Regions from separate parts of the Homo sapiens genome. Here region 2 is linked to region 1. A link is an interaction called in ENCODE POLR2A ChIA-PET data of the cell type or tissue named here. Cell type or tissue: MCF 10A. All regions are shown on one strand. Each heading gives the region's core, and the rest is flanking DNA. Links, peaks and the distances in the headings are about the cores only. Region 1 has its middle 400 kb from the start of LNCARSR. Region 2 has its middle 540 kb from the start of LNCARSR.

Region 1 (11,084 bases), core at 1,080-9,079:
AAAGAGGGACAACGAGAGGCAAAAGGAGGCTGAACCCACCCTTTTATAACCGTGTAATTACTTCTTAAGGGCTCCAACCCTTCACAGTGTTACATCGCAAATTAAATTTGAACCTGCGTTTTGGAGGGGTCAAACATTCAAATCACAGCTCTGCCCTAGCTCAGATCAATTATTTATTTTTAATCCTCACACTCAGTACAAAATGACCTAAAACGTTGACATGGTTGAAAGGTGGGCACCGCACCTGACTAAAATGAGAAAGGAAACAAACTCTGCGAGAGACAGGAACATCTTTCTTTACCACTACTACGATAACAACCACAGCAACAACAATCAGCAGCAACCATAATAATAACTACAACCTTTAATGAGTGCCAGACACAATGCTAAGTGCTTGCATTGTCTCAAATAATTCTTACCTCAATCCTGTAGTTAACTGCTATTCTCCCCATTTATAAACATGAGAAAACAGACTTACAGAGAGAGAGATGAGAGAGAGCAAGAGAGAGAGAAATGAGAGAGAGAGAGATAGCAAGAGAGAGAGAGAAAGGGAGAAACAGAGATGGTGAGAAAGACTACATGAATTTCAGTATTACGTAATTTGGAATTTTGGAGCCAGGATTTGAATTACACCTGAGTTTCCCTCTTATTCTCAAAATTATAGTCCACATTGATTGGTTACCTATCATGAAAATACCTAATATCAAACTTTGCTTTTAGATGCAGCATCATATACTGAAAACAAAACAGGATTTTACAATAAACAGAAATGGGTTAGAAATTTGACTCTCTCCTAGTTGCTTCTGTGTGAACATGGGTATGTTATTCAATCTCCTTGTCCTCAATTTCCTCATCTATAAAATAGGAATTATATTTATATCATAATCCTTTTAGGATAATGAATGTTAATGTATAGAATGTGTTAGCACATGGTAGTTAGTTGTTCAATTGATGGCAATTATTGTTAAAACAACTATCACTCATTATCTTCCTGCCCTCTCCATATCTCAGGCTATCGAGATCTGAATTTTCTGTTCAAATCTCATCTTAAATGACAAATTTTTATGCTAATGTTCATAATTAGGAGGTGACTAATGTCCCTTGCATCTTAATATCTCTTTGTGTTATAGGGTGCTTCTTATATTTTCTCTTTAGTCAATTATATCTATATCTGTGTTCCTTTCTCTCTGAGCTTGCTACTTTTTCAATCTAAAAACTACCTCTTACTTTTCTTCACACTGTCTGCAGCCTTATGTGGTGACTCCCTTAGAGTAGGTCCCCAACAGCATTTGACAACTTTGATTGACACAGCACTGTGTATTTGTTAACTGTCATGTTTGCTGAATGATTTGGAAAAATACAACTTCATGTCCTTTCTGCCATTGGTAGTTGAATCAAGTGGGCAGATGAGCAACACTTTTTAAAATGCCTTTAAAAGAATGAATTTTAAAAATATTCTTACAGTAGGGCTGCGGTTCTCAGTCTTAGTCGATTGAGTTAACACTTGACATGGTTTTTAATAATCAACATTGCTTTGAGTGAAAATGAGTTCCAGTGAGTTAAGGAGAACTTTAATGACCTTTAAAATATTGTATTAAATAAAATATAGGAGTATTGGCATGGCAAGATGATACCGTTTGAAAGTATTTTATAAGGAGAGAAAAAAGAAGAAAGACTGTCCTGGAATCCTGTAAATAGCCAATAAAAATTCACCTTGTCTGTGTATTGTCCTAGGAGACACAATCTCATTTACATTTATTAGAAGTAATGATATCGTGTCCTGCAGATAATTAACACAATAAAATGCTGCTAATTTCATAGTGTCATTATAATATTTGCCGGTTCAAATTAGAAAGTGATTAACCCTCTGAGTGAGGAAATGACATTTCCATTCCCAGTTTGTGAATTAAATTTGAAAGGATGTTTCCTCTAGTTTGAAAATTCAGCTCTTTCCCCATTCTGGTATCTTCTCTTTACCATGCCTTTCCAAGAATGAAGGCTCTGGATTTAGCAAGATAATTTATGACTATTTTGTATCTTAGAAGGTTCAAGCTCTGAAAGAAAGAAAGAAAGAGAAAGAAAGAAAGAAAGAAAGAAAGAAAGAAAGAAAGAAAGAAAGAAAGAAAGAAAGAAAGAAAGACAGACAGAAAGAAAGAAAGAAAGAAGAAAAGAAAAGAAAAGAGAAAGAAAGAAAGAAAAGGCTTGTCTTGGAATAGTAATGAAGCCAATTTACTTTATTTAAGAGAAAGAGTGAAATTAAGGAAGGAAGGGATGAGAGAAGGGAGGAAAAGAGGGAAAGTGAGAAAGAGGAAAGGAAGGAGGAAGAGGGAAATAGTAGTCTCAGATGAGTGTAATTTCATTGAGTAATGAACTTCTTGTTGGTGCATCTAAGTATGAAAATTCTCCATTAACAAGTTGCCTTTGGAATGTGCTTCATTTCAGTTAATGGCAGTTACTCCTTTACATTTGCCCAGACACTACTTTATTCATTTACTGCATATCTCTTCTCCACAACTGATTTTAATTAATTCCTGAAAAAGGAATAAATTCATTAAAGGGAAAAGGTGTATGGTGCCTCATTTTAAATAGTCTTACTCAACTGAAATCCTCTTAAAGAATATTTAATGAGGAAATGATATTGTAAATGAATGAAACCTTGAGTTAATGATAAAATTGCCCAACCTGTTAAGACAACTATTAATTGAATAAATCTAATGCATACATTTATAAAGCTGCTAAAAATATGATGGCATGCCCATATTCCCACCTTCACTCCTGTACTTCCTCTAATGATTCAGGGCTAAAGAGTATATAACTGACATGTGTAGGATGCTCTCTTAAAAAGTAGAAACTCATTTCCAAAGCACTAGAACTTGCTATGTATCTTCAGGGAATAAAAATAATGAGAAATATTCAGAGAGCTATTAAAGACATCATTCTAAGACAGTGGAATTTCACAATTTCCTCTATATATGTGAATGCATCTGTTACTGTTGATTCCTTCTTCACGAAGCTATGCAATTTTAACACTGAAATACCCAAAGGATTTTGTCTTAGGACTTATTAGGTTGCAAGTGACCAAAATTTAACTGGAACCAGTTTTAATACAAAGAAGAAATCTGCTTGGCTATTGGTCCTGGATCCAGGGCCTCAGAAGATGGCATTCAGACTCTGCCTCCCCATCTTTTAGCTCTCCTTTCCTCCATATGACTTTATTCTCAGGCAGATTCTCTTTACATATGACCCTCCCAGCAACAAGTTCATATCTTAGCAGCTAAACAACCCTCATCGAGAGACAGCAAGACCCTAACCTGGTTCTCATTGGTGGAGACTAGATCAGGTATGATGCCCTAACCAACAACTGTCACTCTGACTAGCAAGCCCGAGGGACATGTCCACCCTGAGCAGAAGGGTTAGTCCTACCCAAACCAAGTGACTAAGATTGAGGGACAGGAGATTCTCCAAAAGTGAATGGGACATTATTACCAAAGAGGGGAAAAGGCAAAAACAAGGACTGTTGAGCCACTAAAATTAACTGATACCCAAAGCAACTATCTAGTGTAAACCCATTTTCTGAGAAGACTGACATCTAAAGAGGCTATACATGCATACCTGGCAGTGCCAGAATTCTGGAATCATGCTGAGCTTTAGTCATTCTTCTATCATTCATCTGTGCTTTAGAAAACCGATGGACTAAATGGACTCCACTGTCCTCAATCTGACATCTGGCGACTCTGATTCTGGGTGGAGTATGGGGGCAGTGACTCTGAATGAGCCAGACACCAGCAGCCTTAGTCCCAGCTCCATCATTTAAAAGCCATGTAACTTTGAGAAATTCACTTCTGTTCCTTGGCCTTTAGTTTCTTTACCCATAAAAATAAGAAATTAGTATTAATCAATGGTTTTTGTCCTTTTTATTGGGGTCAAACCTTTTTTACAAATTAAATGTCAATAACCCTCAATTAAGTAGTTCCTGGTCCATGTGTATTTAACTGAGGTATGCTTCTGACTTGGATGCTTTATGAGTGCCTCGCTGTTCAAAAGAACTTGTTCATCAATGACTAGGAAAATTCTTAAAAATGTCACAGCAGCACTCAGTGGGATTGCTACCAGACAATGTTGTAAGTAATATGGCGAGTCATGAATAAAATACCCCATAGAGCATCCCATCCTCCCATCCTTAACCAGATACTCGGCACTCCCATTTGGGACATGGAGTTTATACACCGGGACTGAAAGGTTTTCTGTTAGAGTTGTCATTTGTGCTTTTAGGTAAGCAATTTGTGATTATCAGAAAAGTATCCTTTAGTGGTTCAGAGGGAATTTACCAAAGACTATCTCTGGAACCCCAAAACTCAGAAGGGCTTGTGGTGAGAACATGGGGAGCTAAACTGAGAGAATTGGAGCCAAGTGTCAAGGGTGGGCAGCTTGCTGGTTCTCATTTTCACTGACAGGAAAAAGCTGTCTCTTACATGAGCTCTTTGAGAGTTGACTACCTACAACTGGCACAATGGAATCCTTCACTGCAATTGCCTAGAAACAAATACCTTTTAGATCCCTGGATTTTTAAGTCACGCATGCTTTCCAAGATGCATCCCTCTTGTTTGCGAGTGAGTGCCTGCCTACCATACAAATCAAATGTGGGGAAGGGGGTTCATCTCGCTAATTCCCTCTGTGGAACATTTGGGCTCTTGGGAACTTGTTGGGAAGCCAATGAACCAGATAATCTTTCACATCCCACCAGCTCTAAAGTGTGAAACACAATAAAAAGTCAGCTGTTCTCAAGTTCTTAATGTCCACTGGTGGGCAAGCTGAGAAAAGAATTTTCTCACATCTGAATTTTCATTTACTTAAAGTGCTCTCTTGCTCTCTCTCTCTCTCTCACACACACACACACACACACACACACACACACACAGAATCCTTTATAGTCTAACAAATAACATCCTAACCCACAACCTAAGGTCATCATTCCTTTTTTGCTATTACTAGTTTTTTTCCCTCAGTAACTTTACAAGAAATTAAAGTTTCTTTGCTGTATCTTCTGCTGAAAAGGCAGACTGAGGGAAAGTACATATTTAGATTTGATTTGATTACAGCTCCTGCAAAAACCCTATGTGGAGATCATGTCCTGGTGGTATGTTCGATTGCACAACAGAAGGTAGCAAAACAGGCATTTAAAGCTAGTCCCTGATTTATGGGTGAAATCTTCAGAGTGGGAGTGCCTGGGAGCAGAGGGTGTAATTGTTGAGTGTGCTGATTGGAAAGATAGCAGAAGAGAGAAAACAAACGTCTGGTTGCACAATATTGTTTTAGTGTACTTAAACTGAGATTATTTGGTCCACCGTCAAGGAAACAAATTGCTTAACCTTAATCTATGTAACAATTTCTCCCACACATAGGTGTCATTTCACTATTAAATGAGGTCTTTTTTCTGCAAACTTCAGTCCACAGCCTATCTTGCCTTAACGAGGAGGCTTTGCCTTTTCATCTCCCTGTACCTACATCATGCCTTTTCTCCCCATGAAGGTTTTTCTCTCTGTATTACTGTGCACTTAATTTTATGCAATTTTTTAATGATATTATTTATAGTATAATTGTAGCTTAAAATGTATGTATTCTATTAACTAAAAAAACTTGAAACTTATCTGTTAAGCTGTGCTTACATGAATAAACATTCCATCTTTTATGTGATCCTTGGTTGGAGTTAGGAGGCTAGCTCCCCTAATTTCCCTTTCAAACCAGTGAAAATCTAAAGGAAGGGAAGTTTAAATGATGTATTTACATCTTCACTTTTTTAGACAGCCCTTGAGTACCAACAGCTGTGGTATAATTTCTTTTTTCTTGGAGTTCAGACAAAACTGGTGAATCTGTTAATATATCTTCTTCATGGTTAGTTTTTTCTTTGAGAAAGAAGACCTATGCTATGTACAATATTAAGCATTTTACAAGCATAATTTTATTTATGCCCCCTTTACATATGGGGAAACAGCCTCTAATTTAACTTGACTGACCTAGAATTAGACAGCCAGCATTTGGATTGGGTCGCTCTGACTCTAATGTCCGCACTTGCCCACTGCATCATGGAGCCTTCAGTACAAACCAATTTATTTTTAGTATGCCAAATTTACATGAACATTCAGAAAGGGTATTGACTTAAATAGGGTGAGGCTGACTCAAGTATTACGTAAGTGCTGATTAATATCTACCAGTCATGTGATCACCAGACGCATCGTTTCCCTACTTGGAGCCTCATTTTTCTCAATAGTGAATTGAACAAAGCTATAAGATGTCTTCTAGTGCTAACAATCCAACAATGTGTTATTTGATGGAAAGTTTCAGCTTAGACTCCTATAACTAACTGTATAGGAATCTAAAACTGAAAAAGAAAATATGTGAATTCAAATCCTCATGAGTTTATAAACCTAATCTATATTAAGATAATAAGAAGACTCCACTTAGAGAAACAACAGCCAGAAAAAAAGGGCAGAACCCTGTGTGTACCTTAATTTGCTACATAAACTTCTCCCCACCCCCAGGGGCAAGTTTGAGAGTGAAGGGCAAGATAGTATCATAAGCGTTTGCAATGATACAAAGAGCCAAAGATTTTTCATTTATTATTTCACCTGGAGATATTTTTCTGCTATCATTGATTTAGCTGCATTTATTTCTGCTTATTGTCCTCTTCTTGGATCGCATTAAACCTTAGCTAACATACAACTCAAACAAATCAAGAACAAAGGCTTTTGTAAAAATGTTGTAACCATTTCAACTGGGGAACACGCCTGAGTCAGTGCAGCAGGCTGCCAAGCCCGACAGTGGCTTAGTAGCTACTGCTCTGGAGCACCTGACCCTGGTGGCTACTGTTCCAGGTCCTCCTACCTTGATGAGGTTTTAGGGATGTGGTTGATATAAAATCCAGCAAGTTTTGCCTGTCGACAGGGAACATGACAGGGTACACAGTTGATAGGTTGCAAAAGGGGAAAACAATGTGAACATGGTATTTCTTTTTCTTTCTTTCTTTCTTTTTTTTTTTTTTTAAATATTTTTGAGATGGAGTCTCACTCTGTCACCTAAGCTGGAGGGCAGTGGTGTGATCTCAGCTCACCACAACCTCTGTCTCCTTGGTTCAAGCAATTCTGCTACCTCAGCCTACCAAGTAGCTGGGATTACAGGTGTCCGCCACCATGCCCAGCTAATTTTTGCATTTTTAGGAGAGACAGGGTTTCAGCAGGTTGGCCAGGCTGGTCTCAAACTCCTGACCTCAGGTGATCTGCCCGCCTGGGCCTCCCAAAGTGCTGGGATTACAGGCATGAGCCACCGCACCCAGCCTGAACACGGTATTTCTAATTTTCCTGGATGTGATTAGATGGAGGTTTCCCTGGTGGGAGGAGTAGGCTAAAAGCCCTAAGTAATAGGATGATTAGAGAGATGCAGAGAAATATTTAGGTGGCTACAGGAATTGTTCTAGAGAGAGATGGGCAAAATTTAAAATGTGGCAATGACAATGAGAATTGAAAGAAAAATGAGCAGATAAATTTTTTTTCTAAAGCTGAATCACTGGATATGGAGGTCAATTATACAAAGAAGGTGAGAAAGAAGGCAGGATCAAAGATGTCTCTGAGGCTCTTGGCTTAGACCACTGAGAAGAGGGTGGTGCTGTGGTGTAAGAGAGGGGAAGCAGGAGGAGGAGCATGTATAAGCGACATCTAATGGGTTCAGTTTGGTAACATGTTGACTCTGTAGTAGCCGCTGGTTATCAAAGCAGAGATATGGAGTGGGCAAGAAGTCTGAACTAGCAATATAAAATTTGGATGTCACTAACATATAGGTAGCAGAAGCTACAGATATGGGAGAGATCCTCCAGGAATGCTAAGTAGACTGAAGCAGGAGAAGGTTTGAGGATAGGACTCTGAGGAATACCAGTTTGTTAGATGTGGGCAGAGGGAAAGGTATCTGCAAAGAGAAATAAAGAATCACTAGGAGGTAGGAGGGTAAGGGAAGGCAAAGATCAAGAGAGCTTCAAAAAGGTGAAGAGTCTAACGATGAAGAAAAGCCCAGAACAGGAAGCTGAGTGAAATTAGACAATCTTCACCAATTTTTCAACTTTGACTGTGGACAAGGTTATTCAAGTGCATAAAAATAATGTGATACATGGTGTAGTAGAAAGACGATTGACCTTTCCTTTCCCACCTCTATGGCCTTGGGCAGGTCCTTTAAGTAATTGGAATCTCATATTCACATCTGTAAAATAGGAGCCAAATTAACATTTTTGTGTTTAGAGGACTGATATAAGAATATACAAATGAAATAAACATATTTGCACTTGGCAATATGAAGCAAATGCAGGATAGACATCTTGGTGATTATTGACATGGTGTACATGTGTGTATGCCTAACTTAGGACATTTTTAAATGACTTACTTCTTGCTGATATGAAGTATGAGCTCTCTAAAAATAGGTATTACTTTTTGGTAACATATATATCATCTGGTAGATGCCGAATACTTAATTAAAACTTTCCATGATGATAACCATTATTAGAATGAATAAACCAAACTCTAAAGTAAAAGCTTAATTGCCAGGCTGTCTGAAAAAAATAAGTTAAATTTGGCTTTTCACATCCTAAGCAGGTATTTGGCAGCAAATATTTCCATTCAAAAAGAGAATAATGTACACTGTGAAGACTTCCAGAAAAGCAGTGCTCCCCCATTCAGAAAGAATACAATCTTTTGCAGCTGTTTCTAGATTCCAATCCAATTAAAGCTCTACTTAAATTGTTCTCTCCTAATTCTTGATTGATATGGAATGCAATAATGCCTGGCAATTGTCCATAGTAGGGATTAAAGGTAATGGATTTCTTAGAATCCCATTCCTTACCTATAATGAAAATATCACCCACCTATCTCATACAAGCAAGATGCTAAATTAGCCAAGAAGATCTTGGCAGCATTTGCAGAAATGGGTAAAAACCAGTACCGGAAGCTGTGGCTTGCTAACTGCTTTGCATTCTTCATTATGGGTGAGCATTGAACACACACGTATTCCATAAATACTGATTCTTGTATCTAAAGAAGGTATAGCATCTTCCTCAGATTCCATGTCTTTACTCACAGTCACTAAGTCTAAGCTTGGAGAAAGTAAGAGTTATCATTTTTCTACCATGATTGGAGAGTTATTTATTCAAACAACCTGGTAAAAATAAGTAACTCTAACTTTTTAAATACCAAAACACAACAGTAGCTTAAATGTGCAAAGTATCAAACCATGCTTGATTTAAGGTCTTACCTCTGGTTTCTTATTTAATGACGCTTCCTTCCTGACTTGAGCAATATCAGACACAATCACAGAGGTAATAAAAACTCACAGGAAAGAGTAAACGGTGAGATATTTAGCTTCTGGGATGGGACTCTGAATCTATACTGTATTCCTAATCTATCAAAAATAAAATAAAAAAGAGAAGGGAAAGAAAAGAAGAAATAAAGAAAATAAAAATGCCGAGATTAATTGGAAAATTTGCAAAATTAACATACCGCTAAGGAGAGACAATAACTAAAAGCCGCTGTTGGGGCTTCTGGAGCACTAATGAATACTTATTGAGACCTTTTAATGTTCTTGGAATGAGACCATCACATTACATGATTATTTCTTAAAGAAATTCAGCTGTTGCTTCTAACTGTTTTAAAATAGTTCCTGAAGAGTTCCTCAGTGCTAGGCACTCTGCCATGTGCTCTGCATACAGAAATCAACCAGACGTTTGTTTGATTTATCACCATTATGTAAAGCTGTGGGGTGTGCAGCATAAGGAAGGGAAGGGTAAATTCGGTACCTGAAAGTCTTGTGATGGGTAATCTACAGCACTCTGGAGAGTTAAGTTCCATGCTAGGTTGTCAACCATTCTAAATGAAAGAACAATCAACTCCAATGAAAGAACTTGAAGAATGTACCTGATACTTTTCAAAGGAGTAATAAAGTGAGTTTTAAGTAAGGGGAGTAGATAGTATACATATATTTTCATGCTCTGAAAAAATCCTTTTAAAAGCATGTCTTCTTCACTTATTTGTAAATAAGCAAACTGATTCAGGGTTTTAAGTAACTTGCTCAAGTTCCCACAGTTGTGTGTGGCTTTTTCAACCATAACTATTTTGATTTCAAACGAATGAAAGAAACTTGGCTTAAAACATATCAGGTAGAAGGAAGACTAGTTGTTTACTTAACCAAACTACGAAAAGAGTGGAAGTGCAGCTGGTCCTCAAGGATGACTAGAATCAAGTTCAAATGCTGCCAGGAGTCCCGCCCTCGGCCCCAATTTCTATTATTTCTGGCTTCATGCTTTCATGCTGCTCTCCGTCCTTGGAGTTAGAAACATGGCTATTTGACAACTCAAGTTCGCAACTCCAAAAACCACCTCGGTGTCAAGTTAAAATTTTCTTAAGGAAATGCAGTGATTGGTTCAACCTGGATTTGGTGCCCATCCTTGGACCAAACAATGATCCAGGGTGCTGGGTTATAAGTGAACCACTTGAGTTAGGTAACTGTGGCCAATGGTGTAGGGGGTCTCTAAGACAGTAGAAGCTTCTTTTCAAGCCACCACTGTGGGCTGACAAAGGCCAGATGTCAATTACAATTTTTCATCACCTATATAATTGCTTCCAAAGAAAAAGATCAAGGCATTTAAATTTTCAGTAGGGCAATAGGAAAGAAAGCTGCCTACGTTCAAATTCTGGCTGCATAACTTATTAGCTGTGTGGCCTTGGACAAATTACTTAATGCCTCCTACTTAAGTTTCTCATCTGAAAAATTGTAGTAATAATGTTACTTACTTATTGAATTTTGAAATTCAATAGCCCCAAACTGCATTTCGCCTTCTTTCCCTTGAAACCTACACTTTCTCACAGCTTCCCTTTGTCAATTAATGGTATCAACAATTCCTCAGATTTCATGTTCAAAATCCTAGAGTTATCTTTGAGGCTTCCCTTTCTTCCATGTCTTATTTTCAGATGTTCTTCTACTTGCTATTTCATCTTTCAAGATGCCTTTTAGAGTTATCACCACCATGTCCCATGAGGCCCAATCAGTATTTA
Region 2 (11,084 bases), core at 1,622-9,621, 140 kb after region 1:
CACTTATGAATAGTAAAAACCATGCACTTTTAAAATGTGCTCAATGTGTATTTACATAATAGCCTGTAAGAGTTCCACTGTCAAGTAAATAGTACTGTAGTTGCCTTTAAAAGTCTTTAATTACCTACAGTATTTGCAAAGTATATTGTAATGGATTTACAAGAATAATGTCTTTTTACCAATTGAAAGTCGCTTTTTCCAAAACTACCCATGGCCCTCTCTGCCCCCCATCCTTTGCCTATAAAGACCCCAGACTCAGTTGGTAGAGGGAGAGAAGCAGCTTGACTGGAGATTGGTGACTTGACTTCAGAGGGACAGCTGGACTTCAGAGGAAAGATGGCTTAACTTTGGAGAGATGGCTTGACTACAGGAAAGAACTGGCCAGAGACAGCCAGACTGCAAGGGAAGATTACCTGCCCATCCCATCCCCTCTCTAGCTCCCCACTCCACCAAGAGCCTTTTTCCATCACTTAATAAAATTCTCCACCTTCACCATCCTTCAAGTGTCTGTGCAACCTCATTCTTCTCGGATGCTGGATGAGAGCTTGAGGCCCACCAAGTGCAGGTACCCAAAAAAGGCTGTCACACTGGTCCTTTACCCTTGCCAGCAGAGGGGAGCTGCCCCACACTATGAGGCAAGGGGCCCACTGAGCTGATAATACACTGCTGTCCCTAGATGGCAGAGCTAAGAGAGCACTGTAACATGCCTCTGGGGCTTCAGAGGTCACAGGCATCCCCACCTGGGTACCACCATGGGGCCCACATGGAGCCTGCTCCTGCCGGCACCCAAAGTGGCCAGCCAGATCTCACACTTGCTCACTCACATGCTGTCTCCCACAAGGGATTGAGCATCCCAGGCCGAGTAAACAGGACACCCCAGTCTCAAGTCTGTTGAAAGGATTGAGAAAAATCCTGCATCAACTGGAGGGAGGAAACTGTGTGACTAGAGCCCAGGTGCCTGGACCACAGATAGCTTCTGGAACCATGGAGAACTGTGGGGTGGGCTAGAAGGTGAGACAGAGGTGTGGGGTGCCTTAGCCACTGGTGAATGTATCCTGAGCAGAGAGAAAAGGGAAGAAATCAGACTTATACCTTCTTCCTGCCTTCCAGCCTCCAGTCAGTACTCCCCATGCCCTAAAAGAGCCAGAAACTACTTGGTAAGAGAGACTAGGGCCATAGTTTGTGGGGGTCAGATCCCTGTGATACAGTGGAAGAATAGGAACAGCCTGGGAGAGGGTGGAAACATTGGCTGCAGTTCGCCAAAGCATATTCTGCCCACAATCAACAGCCCCGTCACCCCACCTTGCAGCGGCTCTCTTCTTTGTTTACTTGTTTTCATGTATAAGATGCTCTTCATGGGTGCAACATCAGCATGATATTGCCATCTCACTTTAAAAGTTTCCTTTCCACAGAAGTGAAACCATTCAAGACCATTCTACCTAGATGTGTGGTTTATTTCAATGCCAATTTAAAATTATTTTCATAAATATATATATGTATTTGAAATCAGGGAAGAAAAGGAACAAATTTGAGAAGAGAGTGGAGTGCTAACACAAACCAGAAATCCATTACAACATACTTTGCAAATACTGCAGGTGATTAAAGACTTTTAAGGGCAACTACAGTATTATTTACTTGACAGTGGAACTCTTACAGGCTATTATGTAAATACACGTTGATCACATTTTAAAAGTGCATGCTATTTACTATTCGTAAGTGTTGTTAATATGCATTTCATTTAACCCTAAGCAGCCATTTCAGTCTCTTGTGTGAATTTACATTTATGAATGTTTTTATAAAATGCATATTATTTACCCAATAGGCAGCTCTGCCATAAGAAATGCTAGAGCTGATTGCCAATTTAACTTCGCATGAGTTTCCATGCAATTGTTCCTTAGGTCTGCCTGCATGCTTGGGCATCCATAAATAGTCCTTCCCTTCAGAATCCTGCAAGTCAAGACCCATGAGCTGTTCAAATGAAGGGATTTTCTAGTCTGTTTTGGTGGTTCTGGGGATTTTAGTGTCACATAAAAAGAAGCCAGGATATGTCTCATCTTAGAAAATAAAATAAAGATTTCAGCACTGAAGATGGCAGTCTATAAAGTATATGCGTGTAATCACCTTGTTTACTCTGCGAACTGAAGACCACATCTACAAAATAAAGATGAGCAAGCTCTAGACTAAGATACCTAAAATGTAAATTTTCTTCCTCCCTCCTTCTTCTTCCCCTCCTGCCTCCCTTTCTTCTTTCCCTCCTCCTTTCCTCTCTCTCTCTCTCTTCCTCCCTCCTTCTCATCCCTTCCTTCCTTCCTTGCCTCCTTCATCCCTCCCTCCCTCCCTCCCTCCCTCCCTCCCTTCCTTCCTTCCTGCCTGCCTGCCTGCCTTTCTTCCTTCTTCCATGTCAGGATAGAATCTTTCCTGCCCCAGCCATTTAAATTGAAACACCAATGACCCCAGCACCAAGACACATAGACTATATGCAGAATTTACGAGGAGAATACGGATTCCCTGCCAATGCATATACCATACGCAGAATTTACAAATGGAATTTGTTCTGTGACTTTTGTATCCCTCTGCCAGATCAAAGGCATAAACAGGAATCAGAAAAAAAAAATATTAAAGAGCACAGACTAGTGATAATGTTTCTTTGGAGAGAGTCTCTCTAGGCTGAAAGTCGCCACCCCTTCTTTTGGAGGAGGAGTGGATTGGAGTGCCACTTTCTAACCTAAAGCATAAAGGGAAACACTGAAAGCTTTGAAATGTGTTCATATGGGAGAAAAAGACTTGGTGCTGGCCTTAAGACTAATAAAGCAAACATCGATTAAGGAATTGAGGACTGAGGTCTAATTCTCATCCAGGAAATCTAAGGGCGGGAGAAAGGCTACTAAGCTGCTTTGGTGGTAGATCCAGAAGACTTTTGCTCTGCTGAGATGTCCTGCAGTCCTAAAGAGAGTAGGTGTCAGGTTGTTTTGGGTCCTACTTGAGAGTCTGGAGGTATAAATCTGGATGCCTAGGAGCCAAAGGAGGACACAAAAGCAGCCAGCAGACTACAGCTGTATCTGGCCAAGGTTAAGGACAAGAGAGATCTCTAGTAGAGACAGCCATTGAGGAGGCCATGGCTGCATCTCATGCAAGAGTCAACCTTAATCATTCCAGGTCTAGGGAGCTAGAAGTCACCCTGCTGAGTAAAAACTGATCCTCTCACCTCTCTTCCCTTTCCTCATTATTCTATTTATTTATTTATCTTTTTTGACACTAGCAGAAAGTCAATAGTAGCTAGTGATATGGAGAGGATATGAGAGCAAAAAATGTTAAATAGAAGTTTAAGTTATTTGTGATAGATTGTAAAAGCCATATGAAATTGCCATTCTTATAAGTCAACAATTTATAAATATTAGAAATTTTATATGGTCCAGTCTAATAGTCACAATGTATAGCAATGTACAGGCTGATCGACACGAGGAAGAGTAGAAAAGAAAAAGAAATAAGTGAAATTTGGCAGACACTGTCGATTTGTTGATTGGTAACCCAATACTTTCGCAGTATTTCTTTACCTCCTCTCTCCTACAGTTCCTACAGAGTTTGGAAAATAAATTTTATCTTTCCAGCCATTGTCAAGTATAGTCATATGACATTTTCCTGACATATACAGCATAAGCTGGGATCTGTAGATGAACATTTGCTCTCATAATGAAAGGGGTGGATGAGGCTAGCACCATGCTGTCCCTTCTCTCTTCTTCTTGTCTTAGGTATGATGCTGTAGCTGTCAACTGGCTAAAAGGTTAAACATGCTGATCAGAAGGATAGGAAGAAGCTGGGTCCATGATCACATCACAGAGCCATCACACCAGTGCTGGGCTTCCTACCTCCAGACTTTTATTATGTGAAGAAAAAAAAAAAAAAACCACCTTGCATTTACTTAAGCCATGACTAGCTGGGGTTTATGTAACTTTCAGCTGAAAATAAAATGTTCTAATTTATACGGTAGGAAATATGAACATGTATGTGTACATCTACTGTCTCAAGGAATTATCACAGCCTGGATAGTAAGAGTTTCAGTTACAAAATTCTATTAATGAGAGGAAAACTGCTGATTTTATTAGAATCAGTCTTTGTTAGAATCTTCATTAAATACATTAACAGTCTTTATTAGAATCTTCATTAAGTACATTACATTTCTCTGCTTAGTGACTATAGAAAGCACTATTTGGCTTTTAAAAAATGATACTTCAGCCATAACAATGCCAAACATTTGTCCTTCTGAAGATTACTATTAGGTTATATCTTATGAAGTAGCTGCTAGCCACCTGGTTTCAACCAATATAGATGACAATTTAGTATGGTTCAACATACTATATAGGACTGTTGCTACAGGAGTAATAACTTTCCGAGATTTGGCAGCAGCTGTCTGGATCCTGGAACATACTCTGGGAATAACATTTTAACATTTTATTTATTTATTAAATAAAGTAAAATTTGAAGTCAGCTTGTTTTTCTGAAATTTTCTTCTTTTATATGAAAGGAGAGTTTGGCAAAACATTAATTATGGTTTGGGATCCCATAGCAGTCAATATAGTGTACAATAACATTTACAACGCAAATCCTCAATTCATTATTAATTTAAATCTGATCATTGGAAATGGGTTTGTGTGTCTAAATACACACACACAGAGATATATATATATATCACATACATCTTATAGAGAATCTTTTTAGAACAAGTTAATTTTCAGGCATAATTAGAATTTGTTCAAAAACAAGAATTTATAAACCAAATTTTCTAAGCCTATTAAATGCCAGCAATAGTGACAATATCACCATAAGACATTTAGTAGCATTTTAGTGGTTATCTATTAATTTGTATTAGAATACAATAAATATTATTCAAGTGTTTTTTGACAATACACTCAGTTTTAAAAGCTGTCTGGACTGTCAAAAATAATATATTTTATGTGAGTTCTATATAAATTTTCATTGAATTCAAACTTTTAAATAAATCTTCCAATATCTAATGCATCATATTATCAAAGCACAAAAAACCATTATATGATTATAAGAAGAACCTCAGAACTCACTGTCTTCAAATTTAATGGACTCCCAATGCTTTTTCCCCCTGCAAAGACTGTTTTTAAGACATTTCACAGTATTTTATACATTATAAATGGATTCCATTCTTGGCTAAGTAATTCACCTAATGGACAATGGATACAAAAAAGCTGTAACTCCAGGGACATTAAATTGGTTCTTAACTCTGAAAATTACAGCTTTTACAAAAAGAAGAAAATACTAAAAACATGTCTAATGCAACACTGCATCTAATTTTCCACTACCTCCAGATTGTGTCTAAAAGCTCCTAAACTTCTTAATGACACAATATGTTAAAATTGCGTTCCTTTATATTTAGATCTCAGAAAGATCTCACCCATTTTATAACCCTAAGGAGGGCTTACGAGCAAGGAGAGCTTGTGTGTGTGTGTGTGTGTGTGTGTGTGTGTGTGTGTGTGTGTGTGTGTGTGTGTTGGGAGGCAGAGGGAGGAACAAGTGGAAGGTGCTACTTCTATCCCAAGAGACTGTGAATTCTCATACTGAGGTAGGAAACTAACACCCTGTGTGGCATCCTTTTTCACTCACCAAGGTGATTACAAATCCACATTTCCATTTTAAGCACTGATCAATGGTATTTCAGTAAGGGAACAGAAGAGGAACAGAAAAAATTGCTTTCAAGACATACCTAGTATGTCTTAAGCCTTAAGACCAGCTTTTAATTTGATAACACCATTATTCAGATCTGTTTCCATTCCAAGAACATGAGCAATTCTCCCTGAAGCCAAACAATACATTCAAGCAGTCAGAGTAGAAAAATTATTCCACTGAACTGTAAATACAAAATGCTTCACATTTTGTCAATTCACGTGTGACTATAATAAAATACGACCAGTGTCTGAATGCAAACAGTCCGTGAATTGGCACAGATTCTAATAATGCTTACCTTGTAGTTAGTTATTTTATGAGCTATTCTAATTTCAAAGACGACTGTTCCCCACTCCCCTTCACCTCTCCCTTCTCCTAAAGAAATAAGTGGTTCAGAATACTATCACTGTAACATAAGTCCCTCCATCTAATCCTTTTATCTTTTCCTCTACCTTACTTTGAGATTAGTAACTTTCTTCCTCCAAGTAATTATTTTCTTGAGATTTCTCCCACATCTTTGCAAATAGCTAACATAAGAACAGCATGCAGAGATGCCCAGCTGATCACTTGGGTGTTTTACTTTACATCGGTTATTTGTGTTTGAGAAAATAATATTTCATTCTAGTTTTTACTCACTCCCTTTTAAACTACTGATAAATCTATGAGAAAGTCTGTACATCTTTCAGAGAATCTGTGTTTCTTTTAAATCAGCACCCTTTGACCACTTAAGTCAATAAAAACTTCTCTTTTCCTAACAACTTTTATTATTCTAAATTGACTTATTATAACAGAAACTTACCTAGACTGGGCATTTTGGCTGTGTGGATTTGAGCACTTCATCTTTCTTGTAATACATTGATAATGTGCAATTTTTTATGCTAAAGAAAAAAATACATTGCCAGCTTTCATTCCCAACTTCTCTCTTAATTTGCACCTATTCTTTCCTTAAAGGCTGCATGTTACCCTCTAGTCCTCAAGGAGAGCACTTGATTTTCTTAAGAAATTACATATTTCTGTTAGAAGCTTAGTTACCCTGTTCCTCCCTTGATTGGGTCTGTGAGATTTATCACAAGTGAATTTTTCCATCTTGTTCCTTAAAACTTCTTGGATACGTTTCATCATCAATGGCACACACTGCACCTCCGTATTATGCGAGGTAACTGCAGTAAACATTTCCCATCATTTTTACAAACATTATTTATGTGAAAATAGGCCTTACTTTCTCCACATTCTCATGCCCTTTGTCCCCTCCCTGCATTACCTATTATCTGTCATTTCCCAGAATTCTCTTGAATCTAAACATCTGAAATAATTTCACCATCTATCACCACCATCCAACATTTTCACAAAAATCCTGTGAATCCTAACTCCTAAATATCTCTAGAATCTGCTCCAAGTTTTCCCTCTTCCCTATAATTTTATGCACCCATAATGATAACTAATATCGATTACAAAGTTATAGTGCATTAATGTTTCATTATACTTTATTTTATTGTATCAAGTCATTCTTACAGTAGCTACTGGCACTCCTCTACTCTATAGCTAGCTAATTGTTTGAGGTCCCCAAATGAAGGCAGTAATTAACGTTTGAACCTAAGCAGACTGATTTCAGAGCCCATGCAACACAGTGTTCCAGCTTAGACTATTCCAAGATGCTCCAAATTGCGCTTCCAAGCTCTAGTTTCAGCTTCATCCCTTTTCTCCTCCACAGAGCCACTGAGCTGACTTTCTGAAACATGATTCTGAAAAATCATCCGTCTGCTAAAAAAAACTTCAGCAGCTTCCTGTTCTCTACAGGGCACTGCCCACTCTTCTCAGTGAGCATAAAAAGCCTTCTGCAGTCACACCTAACCTCTCCCACATGTTCTACCCCAACAACACCTGCTGCTCCAGCTACTGAAAGATCACCATTCCTTGGAGACATGCCCTTGCATGTCTTTCTGCCCAGAGTCACGCTCTGCCTGCAGCACTTTTCTCTGAACTCACTGCCTGGAGTGCTTCTGCTCAGCATGTGCACTGCTTGTGCACACCTGGTCATGAGCATCGCCTCTTTGATGAAGACTTCCTGAAATGATTTTGCACAAATCACTCTTCCTTCCACTGGGTTGCCTGAGACTTCTGTTCACAACTCTATTAGCGCACATAGATCTCTCTCCCTGATGGTGAACATGTCAAGGAACAGCTTTAAGGTCTTTAAGATCTTTTCTGTCTCTCCAGTGCTTCCTATATAATGTGATTAGTTAATAAATGTTCATCAAATAATGACCAAATCCTTCTCCCCTACCCCTTACCTTTCTAATATTATTTTTTCCTTGAATAAAAATCATAGGCTTAAAGATAATACCCAGGGATCTCTAATAAAAATATTAACTTTTAGCCAGACAGAATTTACACCTTGAGGGATATTTCATAAATTCTTTCCTTGAGTCACTCTTGGTTCCTCTCACTGAGATGTCTGATAATCTCTCAGTTACCAACCCTGCAGCATGGTGATCTCAAAGTGTGCTCTGGGAACCACTGGGGCCCCTGATACCTGGAGGTCTGTGAAGTCACAACTATTTTTGTGGTGATACTAGAAACTTATTTGCCTTTGCACTCTTGTTCTCTCATGAGTGTACAACGGAATTGTCTAAAAGGCTACCTGACGTGTTGATATTCTCAATCTGTTGGCTAATGGAATGTGTGCTTGTACATGCTTATGTTTTAGAAGTTTCTCAGTTTTATTTCCAATACAGTAAATATTAATAGTAGCTATATTCCACATAAAGAAAAGCTCTTTGGGTACTTCAAAATAATTTAATAATATAATAGGGTCCTAAGACCAAAAGTTGAAGAACCACGTCTCCAGTAGTATGCTGGAGAAAATTCTGGCGTGCTAAAAATGACATACAGAGTAGAATCACAATTTCAAAGTTTTCATGTGTATTTTTATTGTATATTATCCATCTTGCAATGCATCCTGAAATTTTTATTTTATCATATTTGAAGAATCTTGTCCAAAATCTACTTTCTGCAAAGCAATGTTGATCGTGACCCAGAATGGTGTGCTTTTATAGGGGATTATAAACTGCTTGATGGTTAGTTCCAGTATCTACCCAGTTATCAAAGTTAAACTGACTTCTCTACAAATATAAGATTTGTGCATTTTAAAAAGTAAGGAAGCACATAAATTTTCTTTCTTCAAGCTCCTAGAGAACTCAGTAATAGTGTCCCATAGTTTTCTTTTATTTATTATACTGATTTCTGAATCAGTCTCTGAAATATTTAATCTGTTTTTTAATGCAACAGGAAAAATTTATAATTCCTAAAGTTTTTTTTCATTTAGTCTAAATCTATAAACCTTTTTCAAGGTTATACCCTTTTCAAACAGCTCCCTTGCATTTTATAATTATGTACATTTTAAAATGAATTATCCTGTCTTTGTGTTCTTATATTTTCTTAAATGTAGTAACAAGAATATGTGAGAAAAAGTCTATTCTAGGATAAGCCTTTATGCCTTCTAATAATCCAGATTTAACATTTATGATTTTTCTTATGTAATTTCTTCTTTCACTAAGGCATACACAAAAAGAAGTGCTAAGAAATTTCTACTTATTTTGACTTCCTAAAAATATCATGCATATATTCATCTTGGCTAATCTTTCTGTATGAGGTTTCAAATAGATTGTGTTATAACATTTTCACTCGAATAAAAATCCTTTATGAGTTTTTACTGAGATATTAAACTTACATGGGACTTCAAATGCTTATGAGGGAGTGTTTGTTTCTTCTCAAGGTGATGCACTATAAAACAGCCTACCTCAAGAGATGATGTGATGAAATTCAACAAAAATAATAAATAATTAGGAAACTTAAACGTCTAATATCTACTGGAATCTCACGGAGCCTTCAAAAAACTGCATTGATTCCAGCAAAAAAGTAACAAAATGAATTTCCTCCCACCATTATCACTCTCACAAACACATCTAACTTTTGAAGATGTAGCTGGATAAGGTAGAAAAAAAAATCTAAAAATCTGATCAAGAAACCACATTGAGATAAGTTTTGTCAAGTTGGAAGCTTCCAGGATTACAGGTAATTCTCGAGCTCATTGCCATGATAGACTCTTTCACACGTAGCTGCCCTTTAGGGCTCTGCAGGACCCCACATAGACACCCTGTTGTTTCTCACATTTTCTTGTAATTTGAAGAGATAAATGGTGCCAGCTGGCTCCTGTTTGACTCAAGGCAACGTGATATTCAGCTCCTCAAAAACTTGGTACACACCTTAGAAAACTTGCCAGAAAGAATGAAGAGCAAGGGGTGTGTGTATTCAACTGGGGAGAGAAAAAGTCTAGAGGAAGAAATACCTGAATCAAGTCGCTGGAGTAGCATTCTTTGGGAATTTAATATGCAAATAAGCAGTAATGCTTATAAATCACTGGGGAACCATACAGGGTTGGACTAAAGCTCAATACACAAATATGAAAAAACAAGTATCTAACATATTTGGAAAAAAATTTACATCAATTTTACTTGGTTAAATCACTCTCATTTTCTCAGTTGGATAGATCCATTGGGGAAAGAAGGTGGCAGAGTGCTATAATTAAAATAAATCTTTAAATGGCTTTTCCTGTAGTAAAATTTATGTTGAAATAAATGAGAATATGTGCAGTTGAATGCCAACAAATAAATAAATGACACTTTTTGAGTGTTTAATGTGTGCCAAGCATTCTTCCAGGGGATTCACATGGAGTAACTAATTTAAATCTCACAAATACTCAATGCTATGGGTAACTATCATTACCTCCATTTCATAAATGAAATGAAGAAACTGAGGCAGAGAGAGTTTTAGTCCTTTTCCAGAGAGCACATGTAACCAGTGGTAGTGCTGGAATTTGAACTCAGGAAGTCTTGCTCCAGGGATCATACCCTTGCTCACTTCCTATTGCCTTGAGACCATGTGTAATGCCAAGGTGAAATTGCTTTGCCACTCTCTCATGACGTGTTTTATATTCTGTAATTGTATATGTTCCAATACTTACTACTTGCAGGTATTCTTTGTTGTTCTCATTTTCACCACTCTGATCCTCTTCCTCCCTGTCTTGAACATATATCAAGAGACCAAGCCTTGTAACAAATTCCACAAGAAATTCAAAGACTAACTCACACATAGCTGGTGGCTAGGAAAACATTTTTTAGTGATTAGATCATAAACTAGTCATCCGTACCATAAAACAAGTTTGCCATCATGTCCTCGTTCATGTGGTAGTTGGTAGTTTTTTTAATGAATACTTAAAAGTAAAGCTGACTTGTTTTCTAATTATAAAAGTATTGCATGCTTACTGTAAAACTCATAGAAAACACTGAAGTGGAAGGAAAAATTCCTAACCTGAAAAATCAGCCACTATTAGC

Evidence for each region. Peaks named below come from ENCODE experiments on the same cell type or tissue, not always from the same donor. Only the 100,000 strongest peaks of a DNase experiment are listed, where the experiment ranks them.
Region 2: POLR2A ChIA-PET joins it to region 1 with 11 read pairs; 2 of 35 experiments call an interaction of 5 or more read pairs at or near these places.

What each region holds. Positions count from the first base shown.
Region 1 is chr9:79,160,316-79,171,399 of GRCh38, reverse strand. No RefSeq gene overlaps it. Among named protein-coding and RNA genes, the nearest start is that of LNCARSR, 400 kb to the left of the region's middle. In MCF 10A, for the core only: no CTCF peak of the experiment used is centred there; DNase peaks (open chromatin) are centred at 5,229, 6,179 and 6,799.
Region 2 is chr9:79,023,032-79,034,115 of GRCh38, reverse strand. No RefSeq gene overlaps it. Among named protein-coding and RNA genes, the nearest start is that of LNCARSR, 540 kb to the left of the region's middle. RefSeq lists enhancers at 6,973-8,172, 10,474-11,084. In MCF 10A, for the core only: no CTCF peak of the experiment used is centred there; a DNase peak (open chromatin) is centred at 7,605.